2 separate regions of the Homo sapiens genome follow, and region 1 is linked to region 2. Evidence: chromatin loops called from intact Hi-C (ENCODE). Cell type or tissue: gastrocnemius medialis. All regions are shown on one strand. Links, peaks and the distances in the headings refer to the core of each region. The heading gives the core; the rest is flanking DNA. Region 1 has its middle 69 kb from the start of MARCO. Region 2 overlaps C2orf76 (chromosome 2 open reading frame 76).

Region 1 (9,218 bases), core at 3,352-5,851, 300 kb after region 2:
CCAGCAATTCCGCTGCAGCTGCCTCTGCAGAGATTCACCAAGAGGCACTGGGCAGGGTCTCCCGGCAGCACTGTTTGCGATAGCGCTGACTGCAAACAACTAACACCACCCACTGAGGACCAGGCGAGTGAGTTACGCAGCGTCTGTACTGTGGAATATGCCGTAGCCATAAGGAAGGATAAAAATCGGCTCGGCAGAGAACAGTGTGTTCAGTATCATGCCATTTGTGTTAATAAAAACCCTATATACTGTATACGGATTACAGTAAATTATTCTGAGGGGAGAATACATGTGAACTAATAACCACCTCTGGCTTGACACACTGTGCGAATGGTTGCTTCATCAAGTGAGATAAGAAATGTAGGAGCAGATTCCTAAGAAAAAATATGTTAAAAAAAAAAAAAAAAGGCATGCCCCTTTGGTGTAAACCATGAGTCTGACTTTTGACTGTGGAGTTTAAAGTACATCTGGGAGGAGAACTGAGTGGGGGTCGGTGTAGAAAGGAAGGCTAAAGCTGGTAGTGTATTTTATGTTTTCAAGAACTGTTTTGGGAGGGGAACACCACACACTGGGGCATGGCGGGAGGCGGGGTGTGGGGAGGGAGAGCACTGGGAGAAATAGCTAACGCCTGCTGGTCTTAATACCTAAGTGATGGGTTGATAGCTGCAGCAAACCACCATGGCACACGTTTACCTGTGTAACATGTCTGTACATCCTGCACATGTACCCTGGAACTTAAAATAAAATTAAAAATTAATTAAAAAAATGAAAAACAAAACAAAAAAATTTAAAAACTGTTTGAACTTTTTAATCAGCTAAATATGTTGCTATTTTATCAAATATTTTAAATAAAATTACATACTAAGACAACAATTGAGTAACTGGCCCACACAGGACAAATGTCATTGAATTGCTCAGCGAACAGGGGCCAGGACAGGGAGTCTCTCTGATCAATCCCTCTGACCACATTGTTTCTCTATTTTGTGAAGTCGTTTTGTCACTGCGTCTTGTTCACTGACACCCTCAGGAAGATCTCCTACAAAGTGTCTGAGATGTTCCCTACCACCAGCCCCCTTCATCTGGCCCAAGACACTCCCATAGCAGAAGTTTGTTCTGAGTAATTTCCATTTCATTGTGATCTCAAAACATTAAAGATTTGTGCTGCCCAAAGACAGAATCATTCACTGATTTGAGCAACTCTGTGTGTGTGTGTGTGTGTGTGTGTGTGTGTGTGTGTTCCAAGAGTGGCACAGCTTCTTGAGTGAATGAAGCCCTGAATTGGGAGCCAGGAGACCTGAGTTCTAATCCAGATCAGCAGTCAACCAGCTATGTCCTGGGGCCAATCTTATTGCCACCATAGGCCTCCATTGTCTCTAAATGAAGGACTTCAACTAAAGTCATGACCTTATTTATGTATTTATGTATTTATTTGGAGACTAAGTCTCATCTGCTGCCCAGGCTGGAGTGCAGTGGTGTGATCTCAGCTTACTGCAACCTCCTCCTCCTGGGTTCAAGCAATTCTGCTGCCTCAGCCTCCCAAGTAGCTGGGATTACAGGCGTGTGCCACCATGTCCGGCTAATTTTTGTATTTTTAGTAGAGATGGGGTTTCACCATGTTGGCCAGACTGGCCTGGAACCCCTGACCTCAGGTGATCCACCCGCCTTGGCCTCCCAAAGTGCTGGGATTATAGGCGTGAGCCACCGTGCCTGGCTGTCATGCCGTTTAATAATCCTCCCACACTGGCATTCTGATTTTTCTACATTTTGTTCTAGGCCTTCGCTCAAGCCTTGGTTATGTATTCTTCCATTTCTCTACTTTACTATAGCGGCTCCCGTAGAGCGGAGCCTACAGAGGGCTGGAGTGCACGGCACTGTAGGATGGAGAGTTTGGGCCTTGGGAGTCAGATACCCCTGGATTTGAACCTCTTTTCCTCTCCTCACCAGCAGTGTGGGCTAGAACAAGCCAGTTATCCTTTCTGAGAGTGGTTTCTCCCACTATAAATTGCCTTCTAAGTGGTGGCACAGATTAGAGATGCTTCATCTCAGGAACCTGGTAGATAGTAGATGCTCAATTAAAAAATTCATATGATCGCACCAGAAAGTATGATAGGGGAGCACAGCGTGCCCTGCTTCCTCTTCTTCTTCAAGTCTTCTCAAATGCCCTTCCTCTAGGCATTTATGTCACCATCCTGTGACTGTGTGTGTCATGCCCTGCTGAAATTGCCTGATGTCCACTAGACTGTGAAGTCCTGAGGGGCCTCGATCTGGACTTTCATCCCTGGATCCCCAGTACCTGGCACAGTGCCTGGCCCAAAGAAGCTGCTCAATACACTTTTGTTAAGTAAGTGCATCACTGTGGTTTCCTGCTACAGGAAGGCCTGAGAGGCCCGCAGTCTTTACAGGGTAATTTTCCCTCTGGTCTGCCATATGCCTCAGCTCTGTAAGCTAACCCTCTATGGATGGGAGTGAAGAGGGCTCTCTGGGCATACTGATATAAGCAGTGACACCTTGGTCTCCGTGCCTCATGGGGATGTGGCCTTGGACTGTCAGCTTCTCCAAGAGTCAAGTCCACTCATCCAGGAGATAAAGTGCCACCGGGTGCAGAGCTAGGAGCATCTGTAAATGCAGCCCACCTGGGGAGGAGGCTGATTTTTAATTTCAGCCTCTTTTATCAATGACAGCAGGAGCCACAATCAGCATCACAGAGTAGCCTTTATTGTCTCTGAGAACTTTCCACACTTGGGGTGCCATGAGAGGGCCACCTCAGCAGGCCCAGGTAGCCCCAAAGGGTCCCTGCTGCCCATGCCAGTTGGACAGCTCTTCTCAGGTTCCACAGGGAAACCCAAGCCTATCTCTCTCTGACCTGCCTGTCTCCTGCATTCTCTGTTTTGGTGACACTCCTGAGCACCCCAGCTGGGAACCTGGAATCAGCTAGGACCCTGCCCTCCGTTCTGTGCATTGCAGGCCCTCCCATCCCATGCCCCTTGGCCTGTCCCTGCCCCATGCTGTCGTGGCTCCGCTGCTGGGCTGGCCTCCTCACTGGTCATGTTCCCTGAATGTCCAGCCCCACCCTGGCTCATGCAGCTCCCTCCTCCTGCAGTGTCTGCTTCTCCCCTTGTTGTCTTGTACTCATTTTCCAATTCAGGTGGGGCTCCCAGGGGAAGGCTCTCTGCCCTTCACCAGCCCAGGCGGGTTCCCATCCTCTTCTGTGTCCCTGCATCTCATATTAGATCATCTAGTTGTCTGTTGATGGTTCTGTCCCCCCACCGGGCTGAGCACCTTGAGGGTCCAGCTGGCCCAGGTCACATGCCCAGCACCTGCTGCAGGCCTGGCACTTAGAATGAGCCGCCCAGGTAAGTTTGTTGAAACAGAATTAAACCAGAAACACTCCCCAGGAAAAGAGCTGGAGGAGAGAGGCAGCTTCCAGCAGAGGGAAGGGGGGCTATCAAATGCCAGAGGGCATGAGACAGTAGGTGGCACTCACCGAGTCCATGGGTGAGTGCCCACTGGTGTGGGCCTGTGCTGCCCTGCCACCCAGGTGGGCCTGTGGCCGGGGCCACTCTTCAGGGGCTCTGGGCCTCTGGTATCCAGCAACCTCACTTCGCAGATGGCACAGCCCCAACATGAGTTGCGTGAAGGCCTCCTCCTGGCTCTCTTCTCTTCTCACTAACCAGCCCTGATCCAGGAGTCTTCCATGCACAAACTGTAGAAGATGGTGCTGGTGTTTAAATGACCCCGTCCCACTCTTCCTAGTCCAAATGAGGAAACAGGACCTGGAGGAGAAAGACTTGGCTTGACGTCATAACCCACTATTTGGCAGACTAGGGACTAGAACTCAGGCCCCTTGACTACTTTGATGCTTTCCCACTACAGAACTCCTAGTCTCCCCAGGCTCTTCAGAAGTCCCTCCAGCAAACCTGCTGGAGTAGCCACCTCCTCCTGCCCAAACTCTTTACCCTGTGGGGGTTGGCATGGGAAGATGGTGGCAGGTATAGGGGAAGACATGGCCTTCTGGGTCAACCTTGGGTTTGGACCACCAGTTCTGTTGCTTACCTTCTCGCTGTGTGGCCCTGGGCAAATAACCTAACCTCTCTGAGCTTGTTTTCTTCTTACTAAAATGGGCAGTATAGCGTATCGTGGGATTGTTCTGGGGAATTAATGTCTATAAAGAACCCCACAGTGTACCAGTTCACAGTCGGTGCTTAATACGTGGGAGTTTCCCTGCGACCTAAGTGTACTGGCCCCCTGCACGTAGCTTTTTGAACACCATCTGTCCAGGGTCAACAGTGAATTTGTTATTACTAGGGGGTCGGAAGGAGAGGGCGAGGAGGGAGTTTGGCGGAGCCTGGGGCCGGTACAGCTGAAGAGAGGCGTCTGTCTTCCGAGGTGGGTGGGTGGGTCCAGGAGGCGCCGGCCGCAGGAGCCTTAGCGGGGAGCCGCAGCCTCTCCCGGTCCCAGAGCCGCCCGCGAGCGCGGACACCGGCCGGCTCCTGGAGGGCTGAGCACGGCCTGCAGCGACCCCGCGTGCCGGGAGAGAGAAAGCAACCTCCTGCGGCGCGGCCGCCACTGGACTAAGCCCCCCTTCTACTCAGAAGGGACAGAGGGGTGGAGCAGCCCCAGGTCATGTTTGTGGAGCCCAGCGACGTGAAACTCCCCCTTCCCCAGGCTGTTCCTCAGTTTCCAGCCCTGCCACTACTTGCAACAGCCAGTCATCCGCCCAGGGTTTGCCAGGTTCCTCGGGGGCCAAGCATCCGTGTGTACCAAGCACCTTCTGTGTGCCATGGAGCACCTGCTACGTTCTTCCCAAGCCCCGCCAAAAGGTGTGGAGATGTGGAGAAAAGCTCTCATCAGCTGATCCAAGCACTGCAATCAGAAAATCCAGGAAAATACTGTTTTAACATGCATTTGAACAGACCTGCAAATTTCGTGTGTTATCTTTAATGCTATTTTGAGGAGACAAAGCAATTTTGTCCGTGTTCATTAAGGTTGTACTATATGGAGTTCGGGAGCGGGGTGCAGGAAGGAATCCCACTCTGGCCCTGGGCCTGGTAGGAGTTCACATCAGAGGCCCTGCTGGCCCTCACCGTCCTGGGCCACCCTAACTCATCACTGTTTTGAAATCACATTTCCTCGTGGTTTTCTGTGGATCCTAGCCTTGGTGCAGGAACTGGGTCTCTGATCTTCCTATCAGCAGTGTTCAGCACAGTGCCTCATGGAGAGTAGGCATGTGTCAATATCTGCTAAGTTGCGGTGGGGAAGATGCAAGCGTGAGATAGTGAGGTTGGGGACACGGTTGTGACCGGTACAAAGGAAAACAGAGGTGCGGCACAGGATGAAGCAGTGAAGAACCCTTGGGTTAGGACATTAAACTATCAGTAGCCATCAATGTATTAGAGCTCCCAAATTTGCCATTCTCAGGAAATGGGACTTAACCAGGAGGCTAGCCACGGCAAGACTTGGTGCCCAGCTGGGTAGGAAGGAGAGGAAGCACGTGAAGGTGCTGCGCAGGTGTCTTCAGCAGGATGAGTGGAGGACCACTCAGCTCTACACACACCTGTGTTCAAATCCTGCCTCGGCCTCCTACCAGCTGTGTAACTGTGAACACACAGCTCCTCATCCGTAGATGGTCCTTGTAGTATCTACCTTGCAGGTTGCTCTACAGATTACATGAGAAAGCGTGTGCCTGGCACAGGGTGAGCCCTCAAACGATAGCCTCCTGACGATCCCCAACACTTCCAGGAAAGGCGGCAGCACACCCTCCCCACTCTAGAGTTGGATCCTTTTCCCTTGACAACCCGCCAGCACCTGTTCCTCCCCATCCACTCAGCTGCTGACCTTGGCTCATGCCCTCTAAGAAAATAGAAGCAATTTTCAGATGAGAATTCCTTCATCCCTCATCTTCCCACCACCAGATCCACTGGTGACTGCATCTTTATTCATAGCTTTGCCTTCCTTACTGCTGTACTAGAAAAACTATTCCTGTTCCCACCGATTGCTCAGGATCCTTTGCCCCCTCGTCCTCATAACAACTCTGCTCCTGAAATTATGCCCTCTCTCTTGAATTATTGATTTCTCCCTCTCTACTGGGTCATTCCCATCAGCATACAAACAGGATGTATTATATTTTGCTCTAAAACATCAAGTTCTCTCCTGCACCCCATCTCTCTCTCCCCCAATCTTCAGTCCCATTTCTCTTCTCAGCCCGCCCAGCATCCATGTTCTCTGGACACTGTACCTCCTGTCCTAGAATGGGCCCGCCCACCAGTGACACACAGCAGACCCACGACGACCAAGACCGAAAGCCTGAACTCAGGAGGAGGAGGTTTCTGGGTTCTTCGATGATGCATATTGCACTTTTATTGTTGGCTTCAACTGGCAATTTTTCTCTGTTTATAAACTTACACTCATGGTAGACAACCCTCAAGCCATGGAAAAGTATAAAAAATAAAATTAAAATCAATCATAATCCTTCTACCAAAGAGAAACATTTTGGTGTGTTTTCCTCCATTTCTTTGTAATTTTCCCCTCAGCGTGTACATTTTTTAAACAGTTCATTTATTAAATATATATACACACGCTGTGTGCCATGCACCGCACTCAACAATGGGGTTGTAGCAAGGTAGATATGGCCCCTGCCTCAGAGCAGAGAGAAACAGCAGTTCCAGACCTCGCTGAGTACCATCACGTAAGCAGAATCCAGGTGTTTGAGCCTCAGGACAAAAAGGGTGGAGGGAGAGATGAATGACCACAGGCACTCTGGGTACTTACACTAAGGTTGACCTCAGGCTGGAGAGTAAATTCTGGGTAGGTGGAAAGTGGTGATCTGAAAGCTGAGAGGTCATCAGGGCCAGATGACCGAGGACCTCTTCCACTGTGGCTGGGAGTGGGGACTTCCTTGTAATGGCAGCAGGTGGTCTTGGAAGTGTTTTAAACAAGGGAAGTGACTAGATCTGAGGTCCTTCTGGCTCTTTTGGTCTAATGGATAGAAGGGAGCATGATTGAAGGGAAAGAGACCAGTTCAGAGGCTATTGCAGTCTTCTAGGTCACGAATGGTGTGGCTTGGGCATGGAAGGGGTAGGTGTGGAGTGGCTGGGGGTGGGAGATAAGAGGACAGACCCAAGAAACATCGAGGGAGACTCACAGGTCTTTGGTGCTGGATTGAATCTGGAGTGGAGACGGTGAAGGAGAAGGAGGAAACTGTTCTTATTTCATTGTAGTCCTTCTGTACATATTGTTTTACAACTTTTTTCCTTAAATATATCACGAATACTTCCCCATATTCCTAAGCATCCTCTGTAATATGGTTTATAATAGTTAAGAGTCTGTAATTACATTTAACGTACTATCATTTAGTTAACCAAACCTCTACTGTCAGTCATTGGCTATTTCTAATTCTTCTCTAGAATAGAAGCAAATCTCAGCTCACGCATATAGTCAAATAAAGTGAAATTCCTTGGAAAACCTCTTAAGTCATCCATAAAGTACAGTGTTCTTTGTTTCATATACACACCATGTATACTAAAGTATATGTGTAAAGGTATAATGTGTAGCCTATAATAAAGAAGATACATATGAAATAGCACTTTAGACTACTGCTTAAATGGCTGCTTTCTTTACATGTTTCTGAACACAGGTAGTAGAATTTACATAAGTTAAAGGCACATTTGTGTGACTCCACAGTGCTCTTCACAATACTCCGAGGAGCTCACATGTACTTCTGTGGTTGGCAGATTGTCTCATTAGCCTGGTTCTGTACCCCTCCTGTCCACTCCCTTTTCCGTGTGGTTTTACCATCCTTCAACTCTAGATGGAGTGAACTTCCCTGCTCTGACTTTGGACTTGACCATGTGACTTGCTTTGACCAGGGAAATGTGCCACTTCTGAGCCCAGGCCTTAGGAGAAATCAATGTCTTCCTGCTTGCCTTTGTATCCACTACTTTCACCAGAAGAGCTCCAGAGAGAAGACAGATGGAGCAGACCTGAGCCTGAGCCACAGCAAGGAGCCAAATCCAGCTGGTCCTGTGGCTTGAGGCAGAGCTGCTTAGTGGAGTCTAGCTTAGATAGCCAATCCCCAGCTGATCCAAAGATGTGTGGGTGAGCATAAATAATTGTTGTAACCTACCATCTGAGTTTGATTCGTTACACAGCAATAGCTGACCAATACAGTGGGCATTTCAATTAGTTTTTTTTGTTTGTTTCAAAAAGCTTGGGTTCCATCTTGCCATATTGCCCCTTTCCCTCACTGAAAATCCATCTCTATTTCTATTTCCAGTGGATACTGGGGCCTGTTTTCTTCCTGTCTCATCAACATCAAGGATTTTTTTTAAATTGCCAATTTAACATGCAAATAAGTGTTCTCTTTTTTTTTGCATTTCTTTTATTATAAGTGAGGATAAACATTTAAAAATATGTTTACTAGCCTATAGTCTCTCTTTTTGTGAGTTTTTGGTTTATATTCCTAGGACTTGGCCTTATTCACTTCTGATTACCCTGCCACAAAGGGGAACTGAAGAGTGTTTAAACAAATTCCTTGAAGTCGGCTTTATCACCTGGCTAATCCCACAGACTTACAACAACCCCATCAGGTGAGTGCTATTTGTGTACAATTTTAATAATAAAGATTCCTATATACTGTCTGATTCATTTTGCAACAATGCATGTTTTCTGAATGCCTCTTGAATCTAGCGTGGTGCAAGCAAAAATGTATTTAAAACTGAAAGACCAGAAGATGAGTTTTAAAGACCAAAGGAAAATCATTTTATTTCTCTCAGCCTCAGTTTTTACATTTGTGAAATGGAGATAATAATGGAATTTTTCATTCAATGTTGCTGAGAGGAATATAAACGATCATGGGTATTCAGTGCAAAAATACAATGCATCTAGCATCTAGCATGCTACAAACCACATAGTAAGTAAGTCTTAGATTCTCACTGAACTTTCCTTCTTTACATGGGTGGGCTATATGGATAAAGAGAAACGAAATATTTATCTGAAGTGAGAGCAATCAAAAAGATTTTCTAAAGGAGGCACAATTTGTCCTGGGACTTAAAGAGTGTGGAGAATTCTGGAGTAGTGGAAGGAAGAAGGGAAGATATGCTGGGTGGAGACGTGGTAAGAATGAGGCTTGGTATCAGAAGCTATTCTAATCAAGCTACGGTTATTCAGTCCCCAGTATGTGCCAAGAGCACAGCAGTCACTCCAGATGGCAGTATTTTCAT
Region 2 (9,218 bases), core at 4,058-6,557:
GATAAATGCGTATCACAGATCACAAGAAAATGGCATGAGGCTATGTCTGTTGACCATTGATTAGTAACTGTGTTTTAAAATTTATGTTATTTAAAAAATATTTTTGTGGCTTAAAACAACACACATTTATTCTCCTACAATTCTGGAGGTCAGAAGTCCAAAATCAGTTTCACTGAGCAAAAGTCAAGGGTTTAGTAGGCTTGGTTCCTTCTAGTAACTTTATTTTTTATACCAAGGATTGTATATGCCAGTTTTACAATATCCATTGTGAAATGCCTCAAAATGTCATGCTCACACGTGTCTGGGGCTGTGGTATGGAATCTGCCCTTTTGATTGGTACTAGAATGTGTGGCCACCATATTTGGACTTCGTCCAATTTCTCTCCTCTGGGACAGGAATGTTTTCAACCTCATTCCTAAAATGTAGAGAATAGGTAATGTTCTATATTTTTGTGTATTATATACATCTAAAATACAAATACAAATATAAAATAAAGTTAAAATAAAACAATACGCTCTTCAAAAAGGTTGTAAAGCAAAGCAAGTCCCCATTCTCCATTCATTGCTGCATGTTCTACATCATTTGGCTTTTCATATGCTCATGTTGCCAAAAAGGAGTAAGTAGTAAATTATTCCTTTATCTTAGTGGAGACATAGTTCATCATGTTCAAATTATCAGTATTATAACATTTAAAAAATCTGGAAATTATCCTGTCATCGGAAGACAAAACAATCTTAGAATTGTTACTTATATTTAAGACATATGTTTCACACTGGCAGGTTCTAGTTATAAAATTAGGGCTTGTTTTTCCAGTTGAACAATGTATTTGTTTAAGGGAGGACTCCCAAAACAATTAAGTCACTCAGAGTGCTTCTGGAATCTGGCTTTATGAACTTTGATCCAAATCATAACAATGCTAGTTAAGATGCCCTGGGGATGGTTCTGCAAGTTTCTGCTTCAACTTTTCTAAGGGAAGAGTTCAATATATTTTCACAGATACGGTTTTAAAACTTCAGAGAAACTTCATCCACATGTCCTCATTTGTGCCTTATCCAGTTCACAGTCATTTTTCTCATTTCCAAGTTATTGTTGTCCTTTCATTTTCTATTCCCCATCTGCGGGGCCTGTGGCATTGCTGGCTTGGCCTGTTAGTGTTCCAACTCAGCTGTAATTTTAATCTCCTTCGTCAGCTGAAAGGAGAGACTTCTAAATAATTCCTTTGTCTTAATGAACTCATTCATAAAAGGCATTTTCCCCATTTCCCTAATTTTCTGGGCTTAGAGACTTTCCTAATTGCAGTTACTACATATCCTCAGAAATTTCTTCCCATTCCCACAATAAAAAGACTGACTGGATACCTTCCCACCCGAGCCTCCTCTGTGTGTGTGTGTGTGTATGTGTGTGTGTATTATGGATGGTAATCAGTGGTGTGTTTATAAAGTCGGAATAATTTCTATTAAGATTGAAATAAAAACTTTAATTTCCATTTTATGTGTGGAAGTCATATCCTGGAACAAACTTTATAAGAAATGTGCAAGGTCTTTAAAAAGAAAACTTAAAATGCTGCTGTCCTTCCTCACCCCTCACCACACACACACTTGAAAATACGCATCTAAACTCTGCGATTAATTTTTCAGACCCATTAAAGTGAACTCCTCTCAAGATCTGTGCGTTTCATTGTGTGAAACTGTACTTCAACTTAACAACAAAACAAAACCTGCTATGAGAGTTCCAAAATAAGACTTAAATAGAAATGCTTAGGATATTTTGGATAGGAAGATACAACAGCGTAAAATCAGTTCTCTCTTAATTTACATATTTAATGCTGCCCCAATAAAATACAATACTTGTGTTTATATGTAAACTAAATAAGCTGATTTTAAAATCAGTATGTAAAAAATAAGAATAATCAGGAGAATTTTGAAAAAGAGAAATGAGAGTAATTAGCTCTAACATATAAGACATGTTATAAAACGATAGTAATTAGAACAGTATGGCACTGTCACATGAACTGGTAGTTTAAGGGCACAGAATTAAAAGTTCCAAAATAGACCCCAATATTTCCAAATATGGAAATTGAATGTATAGTAAATATGGCATTTCAAGTTTGTAAAGAAAAGATGGAGGACTCAATAAATAGTATTTGAATAACTGCATAAACATCTAAAAAACAGCTAAGTTGAATCCATGTATTTTTCTTTATGCCAAAATAAATACCCCTTGGATTAAAAAATTAAACCCATAGATGAGGATAGAGATGAAACAGATGGAACATGACTTGATAATTTGTTCAAGTTGGGTCCTGGGTACAGGGCAGGGGGTTTATTACACTATTCTGTATCTATTGTATATTTGAAATTCTCCACGATGAAAAATTCAAAAAATGAAATTCTTAAAAATATTTGAAGAGAACAGGGAATTTAAAAAATCTTGGCGTGAAGAAGGGCTTTCTAAATATGACAGAAAACTGAGAAACGATATGAGATTGATACATTTTACTTCATTCACTAACTTATTTATTCCACGAAAATTCATTTAACACCTTCTATGTAAAAAAAAAAAAAAAAAAAAAAACCACTGAGAAAAGCAAGGAACAAATGAAAAGTGGGGGAAATTTTTCTAACTTACAGAAAAGGCCGAATTTCCTTAGCATGTGAAGATGCTCTAGACTCTACAATTCTATTGGAAAAATTAGCCTACAATTCCATTAAAAAATAGAAAATATTCAGAACTTTAAGCATAATAAAATACAAATTAAGACTATACTTAATCCACACCTGTCAGATTGGCAAGGATCAGAAGGCTTTGCTAATATACTGTGTTGGGAGGGTGTGGGAAACAGGTCCTCTCAGTGGTCCCAGTCCTCTCTGGAGAACTAGATAGCTGGTGGATGGGGATTGGAAGGAGACTGACTTTTCACTTTCTATTCATATATGCTTGGAGAACTTTGTATAATGAGTAGATATTACTTATTCTTTGTTTTTTGTTTTTTTGAGACACAATCTCACTCTGTTGCTCAGGCTGGAGTGCAGTGGCATGAACACAGCTCACTGCAACCTCTACCTCCCAGGATCAAGATATCCTCCTGCTTCAGCCTCCTGAGTATCTAGTAGTATAGATGTGTGCCACCACACCCAGCTAATTAAATAAAACTTTTTTTTTTTGTAGAGATCGGGTCTTGCTATCTTGCTCAGGCTGGTCTCAAACTCCTGGGCTCAAACAGTCCTCTTGCCTTGGCCTCCCAAAGTGCTGGGATTACAGACTGTATTACCTATTCTAAAATGATTTTTTGAGTAAAGTATTTTTTCTTTTAATCTGTATGCTCTGGAGTTTTAAGCCCCTGTGCTCTGCAGTGAATGAGGTCCATAAACCCTGCGTGGCTTGGGCTTCTGATTTGGCTGCTGAGAGGCCTTTCTGTTGACTCTCTGTCTCAGCTGTATTCTACAAATAGAATATGTTGCTAAACAGGTGTGTTCTGGTTGACAAGTAGTGCTGTGTGCCACTAGTGGTTATCTCTTTGTGCTATTTAGGGGCAGATAGCAACTTTTTTTTTTTTTTTTTTGAATGGAGTCTTGCTCTGTCGCCCAGGCTGGAGCGCAGTAGTGCAATATCAGCTCACTGTAAGCTCTGCCTCCCAGGTTCATGCCATTCTCCTGCCTCAGCCTCCTGAGTAGCTGGGACTACAGGCACCTGCCACCGCTCCCGGCTAATTTTTTTGTATTTTTAATAGAGACGGGGTTTTACCATGTTAGCCAGGATGGTCTCGATCTCCTGACCTTGTGATCTGCCTGCCTCGGCCTGCCAAAGTGCTGGGATTACAGGCATGAGCCACCGCACCCAGTCAATAGCAAGTTTAAATTTTCACTTGTATTTATGAGTCTCACTGGATTTGTAAATATCACTGGAGAGCACTCTCATTTACCCCCACCCCAAATCACATAGAGAAATATTCCAATTAATGTGACATGGAACCAGATGTTTTTTAGCTTGGGCAAGGTTTTTAGATATGTGGACTTCTGGCCGTTTGAAGTATACTTGTGGCCAGGTGTGGTGGCTCATGCCTGTAATACCAGTATTTTGGGAGGCCAAGGTCAGAGGATCACTTGACCTCAGGAGTTTGAGACGAGCCTGGGCAAGATAGTGAGACCCCGTCTCTACTAAAAATAAAAAAAATTAGCCAGGCTTGGCGGCACATGTATGCAGTCCCAGCTACTCAGGAGGCTGGAGATGGGAGGATTGCTTGAGCCTTGGAGACTGAGGTTGTAGTGAGCCATAATCACGCCACTGCACTCCAGCCTAGGTGACAGAGTGAGACCCTGTCTCGAAAAACAAAACGAAAAAAGGAAGTATACTTGCTTCTCTCAGAAGTCGGACTGGCCAGAGCTGGAAGCTCAGCTCTGTCGCTGACCAGGTGAGGATGGCAGAAGATGATGATGATGATGCAGCAAAAGAACAGTGACAGCTAAGAGAGAGTGCTCACCCTGCGGCCGGCACTGCTGAGGGTTTATATGCCCCATCCTGTCACCCTTACCACAGGTGATGAGGAAGGGGCCTCTCCTCCCCTTTTCTACCAATGAGGAAATCGAGTCCTAGAGAGGTTGTGTAGCTTGTTGAGAACACACAGCTGGGTGCTGGTGGAGTCTGGATTTGCATCCTGATCTGACTTCACGCCCATGCCACAGAACTGTCCCCACTGCTTTATGTGGTGCGTGAGCTCGGCAGGACCTCACTGTGCCTCTGTTCACTGCCCTCATTACGGCCAGGGCAGTGGAATCTACTTAGATTATTGCTGTGCTCAGAGTTACAACTCTGTGTCTTTGAGAAGTCTCACCAAACAAACCCATGTAAGTACTGATAAAATGCAGATTTTCTTTTTTTTTTTTAGACAAATGAACTTGTGTTGAGTTTGGAAGATGACGAAAGACTCCTGCTGAAAGAAGACAGCACTCTGAAAGCAGCTGGAATCGGTGAGGAAGGGGGCCTTGTGTTGCTGGAGGGGGACCTCTGCCGGCCTATCCTGAGGCCTGGCTGATGGTATTTGGATAACTCACTGGAAAGTAAATGCTGTCCTTGGTCCCCCTGACACTGCCCGGTAACTGTTCAGAGGAGGAGGATGAGAATGATGTGCATTCCGATCTCTTGGCTGAGGACAGTAGGTGTCTGCTCTCCAAATATGCAGAATGCAAATGGCTGTTTTCAGAAGGTATGCTCAGAATTCTCCTGAGGGTCATTTTAAGTGACGGGTTGTAAGTACCACGTCTACTTACTCTTATCATTGTCACTTGAGCCGATGGTTGGAGAGAAATGGACATAGTAAGAACTAATGAGGAATAATGAAACGCATTGTTGGTATCACATGCAGTGTGGTTTTTGATAGTCTTCCGAATCACTCAGGGCCCACCAAGGCATGGAATTTAAAATAGGAACCTGGTGTGTGCAGCTGAAAAGTACCTGATTGGGCCTTCCAGCCTAGAATGTGCATGTGGTTTTATTCTAAATAAATGTTATGTGACATGTTTTGTGACCATTAGATGTCACTGTTATTCTACGTATATGTACACCTAAAGCTGATCTGGCAGGAGAGGGAGTGGAGATTGTCAGGGAGGTCTGAGTGGTTAAAGGCAGTGTGCCCCTCACACACCTCTGCGGTTGGTGACGGATGCAGTGTCACAAGCCATGCTTCTTCTTAATTATTTATTAATTTATTTATTTTTTGAGACAGAGTCTCACTCTGTCGCCCAGGCTGTAGTGCAGTGGTGCAGTCTCGGCTCACTGCAACCTCCATCTCCCGGGTTCAAGCGATTCTCCTGCCTCAGCTTCCTGAGTAGGTGGGACCACAGGTGTGCACCAGCACGCTTGGCTAATTTTTGTATTTTTTTAGTAGAGACAGGGTTTCACTATATTGGCCAGACTGGTCTCGAATTTCTAACCTCAGGCGATCTGCCTGCCTCGGCCTCACATTGTTCATAATTATTTATATGCACTTGTTAAGGAACACGGTTAGTGAGGTGCACATTGGGAGCCTGAATTTTTTTTTTGACAAGTATTATTTTGAGTTACTTTAATCACTTGTATCAGGAATTTACTTCTGATTGATTCACGTGATGAGCATGAATTCCTGACATAGATCTTCTGAGTTAAATAGGATCTTAAATACCATGTTGTGAAATCTTAGACTTGATTTCTGTGTTGATGTCTACAATATTTGCTAGAATATTCTTGTCTTTCCATGTTATGAATATGTAAGGTTGTTATTTTGAAGAATGATTTTAAATTTGGCATTTGTTTCTTTAAATGCTATTATATTATTGTAGCAGGTGGCACCTTTGTGATTGGGGCATGTAGCACCCATAAGGTAGCCCTGCTTGTTGTTAAAGCATAAAGCATAATGAATATTACAGACTGATATTAATGGGGGTGTTGACAGACAGCTCCATGGAAAACACTGGAGAATCCAAAAATGAAAAAAAGGGTAATATTTCACAGGATGATAAAGTTGACATTTCAAATAAGTGAGGAAAGAATGATTTAGCCAGAAAATTATGTCAAGCCCATTGCCAAAGCATTCAGGAAAATAAAATTCAAACTCGTATCTCATCTCTGTTTTTATTACAAAATAAATTGTAGATGGGTTAAATGTTATAATGTAAAAAAATTTTTTAAAAAGAAAGTGTAGTTCAATAATTTCATAATCTTGGGAAGGAGAAGAGTTTTCCAAGCATGAGCTCAAAGACAGAAGCCATAAAGGGGGAGAAGTGATAAATTTGACTACCTATAAACTAAAAACTGTAAACACAGTTAAAGGAGAAACAATAAACTTTGAAAAATATCTGCAGCATATACAACAGATAAAAAGTTATTAGCCTGGGGTCGGGCATGGTGGCTCATGCCTATAATCCCAGCACTTTGGGAGGCTAAGGCGGGGAGGATCACTTGAGGTCAGGAATTCGAGACCAGCTTGGCCAATATGGTGAAATCCCATCTTCACTAAAAATACAAAAATTAGCCAGGTGTGGTGGCACACGCCTGTAATCCCAGCTACTTGGGAGGCTAAGGCACGAGAACGGCTTGAACCTGGAAGGTAGAGGGTGCAGTGAGCTGAGATCATACCACTGCACTCCAGCACAGCACTCCAGCCTGGGCAACAGAGTGAGACTCTATCTCAAAAAAAAAAAAAAAAAAAAAAAAAAGAAAAAGAGAAAAAAAGAAAAGTTACTAGCCTGACTTTATAAAGAGCCCTTGTAATTACTATGAAAAAGAAAAATTCTATTGATAGAAGAAATAACTCACACATAAAAAATAGCTCCACCTTATTAGGAGAGAATGAGTACTTATTAGAAATGAGTACATAGATACTGTTTTATGTAGTAGAGTCTAGTGTTAAGACTCTAGTCTGGGGCCAGGTGCAGTGGCTCATGCTTGTAATCCTAGCAGTTTGGGATGCCAGGCTAGTGGATCGCCTGAGGCCAGGAGCTCTAGATTAGCCTGCACAACAATTAGCATGCTCATCTCTATGAAAATAACAGAGTCCAGAGCCAGAGTGCTTGGGTCCAAAACCTGATTCTGTCTTTTACTGTCTGGGTGACCTTGGACAGCAGCAATTGTTATAAGATTAGCAGACATGAAAAAGTGGCATTGTCCAAGGGAGTTCAAGGTGTAGGAAAATGGATACTCTTATACCACCGTCGGGAATGAATATGACCTTGAATTTTCTGTGGGTCGGTTTGACCAATAAGACTTTCTCAAGTTTGAATTTCAATGGTACTTGTTTCTAAGCCAACAGGGACAAGCTGTGAGGTTGTGCTAAGTCTTCAGAAGGGTGGTGGGGTTAGCCCTGACCTTCCCTGTATGTGAAGCACTGATGTAGAGCTTGATTTATTGAATAGAAATAGAACATACTGTGTGATACCATTATTGTTTGGGTTTTTTTGTTTTTGTTTTTGTTTTGAGACCAGAGTCTTGCTCTGTCGCCCAGGCTGGAGTGCAGTGGCACAATCTCAGCTCACTGCAGCCTCCACCTCCTGGGTTTAAGCAAGTCTCCTGCCTCAGCCTCCTGAGTAGCTGGGATTATGGGTGTGCACCACCATGCCCAGCTAATTTTTGTATTTTTTAGTAGAGACCGGGTTTTGCCATATTGGCCAGGCTGGTCTCGAACTCCTGACCTCGGTTTTCCACCTGCCTTGGCCTCCCAAAGTGCTGGGATTACAGGCATGAGCCACTGTGCCCGACCCCATTATTGTTTTAAAATGTTTAAAGTATACATGTAAGATTATTGTTTATGCGTATATGGAGAAAAGATCATACGCCAAAATTATAGAAATGGTTTCTTGAGGTGCTGGCATTGCCAGTAATTGATATTCTTCTTTCTTTTCTGTATTATCTAATTGCTTTTATGGTGATTTAAAAATTTTTCTACAGTTTACATGTATTCCTTGTAATTAAAGGACGAATTTTTTTTAAAAGTATAAACCCATGAAGTTGGGGAAAATCGGTTAGAATGAAGGCTGTGTGCTTTGCTTGCTTTCTGTAAGCCTCTTATCCTCTCTGAAACTCTATTTTGTTTTCTGTAAAAACAGAATAATGAAACCTATTCTAGAAGGTTGTCATAAAGGTTGTGTAAAACAATGAAGGCATCCGGAGTGATGTGTGTAAAAGGCCCTCAGGAACAACTGCTTTGTTTGGAAACTGTCCTGGAGAAGGCAGTTGGCAAGTTTTGACTTTACTAAAATATTGAGTTGTTGGTCTTGTTGTGATTAATTTCAAACTGACTTATGTAATGAACCATCTGTAAAGGTGAGAAGCAAATCCCTCTTTTTGTCCTCTTACTTTAAGGCTATTGGTCCTGGATCAGAGTCAGATTATTTTCCCAGATTCTCCACTCATTTCAGGGTGTTGTGAGGACTCCAAACTGCCCTCCGAACTCCTAACTCCGAACTCCGGCAAGCCAGCAACCCTGGGCTCGGGGTGATTTGGGTCCCTGCAGGGAGCGATTTTCTCTTTGTTATCTAGAGTGGTGTTGCTATGCTCTTGGGGACAAGCTGAGGTTATACCTGGGGAAGGAGATGAGGGTACCTGGAGAGCAACAAAAAATTCTAGTGAGAATTGAGTTGTGAAAATGATACTTGAAATGTGATTTTTTTTTTTTTTTTTAAGACAGAGTCTCTCTCTGTCGCCCAGGCTAGAGTGCAGTGGCACGATCTCGGCTCACTGCAACCTCC

Evidence for each region. Peaks named below come from ENCODE experiments on the same cell type or tissue, not always from the same donor. Only the 100,000 strongest peaks of a DNase experiment are listed, where the experiment ranks them.
Region 1: it touches region 2 in a loop (7-fold over the local background); 9 of 110 quality-filtered maps call a loop at or near these places.

What each region holds. Positions count from the first base shown.
Region 1 is chr2:119,006,913-119,016,130 of GRCh38, reverse strand. No RefSeq gene overlaps it. Among named protein-coding and RNA genes, the nearest start is that of MARCO, 69 kb to the right of the region's middle. In gastrocnemius medialis, for the core only: a CTCF peak has its summit at 4,533; no DNase peak of the experiment used is centred there.
Region 2 is chr2:119,307,371-119,316,588 of GRCh38, reverse strand. It overlaps C2orf76 (chromosome 2 open reading frame 76), which reads left to right. Exons shown (of 6, transcript NM_001322331.2): 5 at 4,886-4,967. Among named protein-coding and RNA genes, the nearest start is that of C2orf76, 55 kb to the left of the region's middle. RefSeq lists enhancers at 3,218-3,317, 8,755-9,218 and a silencer at 4,572-4,631. In gastrocnemius medialis, for the core only: a CTCF peak has its summit at 5,522 (motif pointing right); no DNase peak of the experiment used is centred there; H3K27ac peaks cover 996 bases.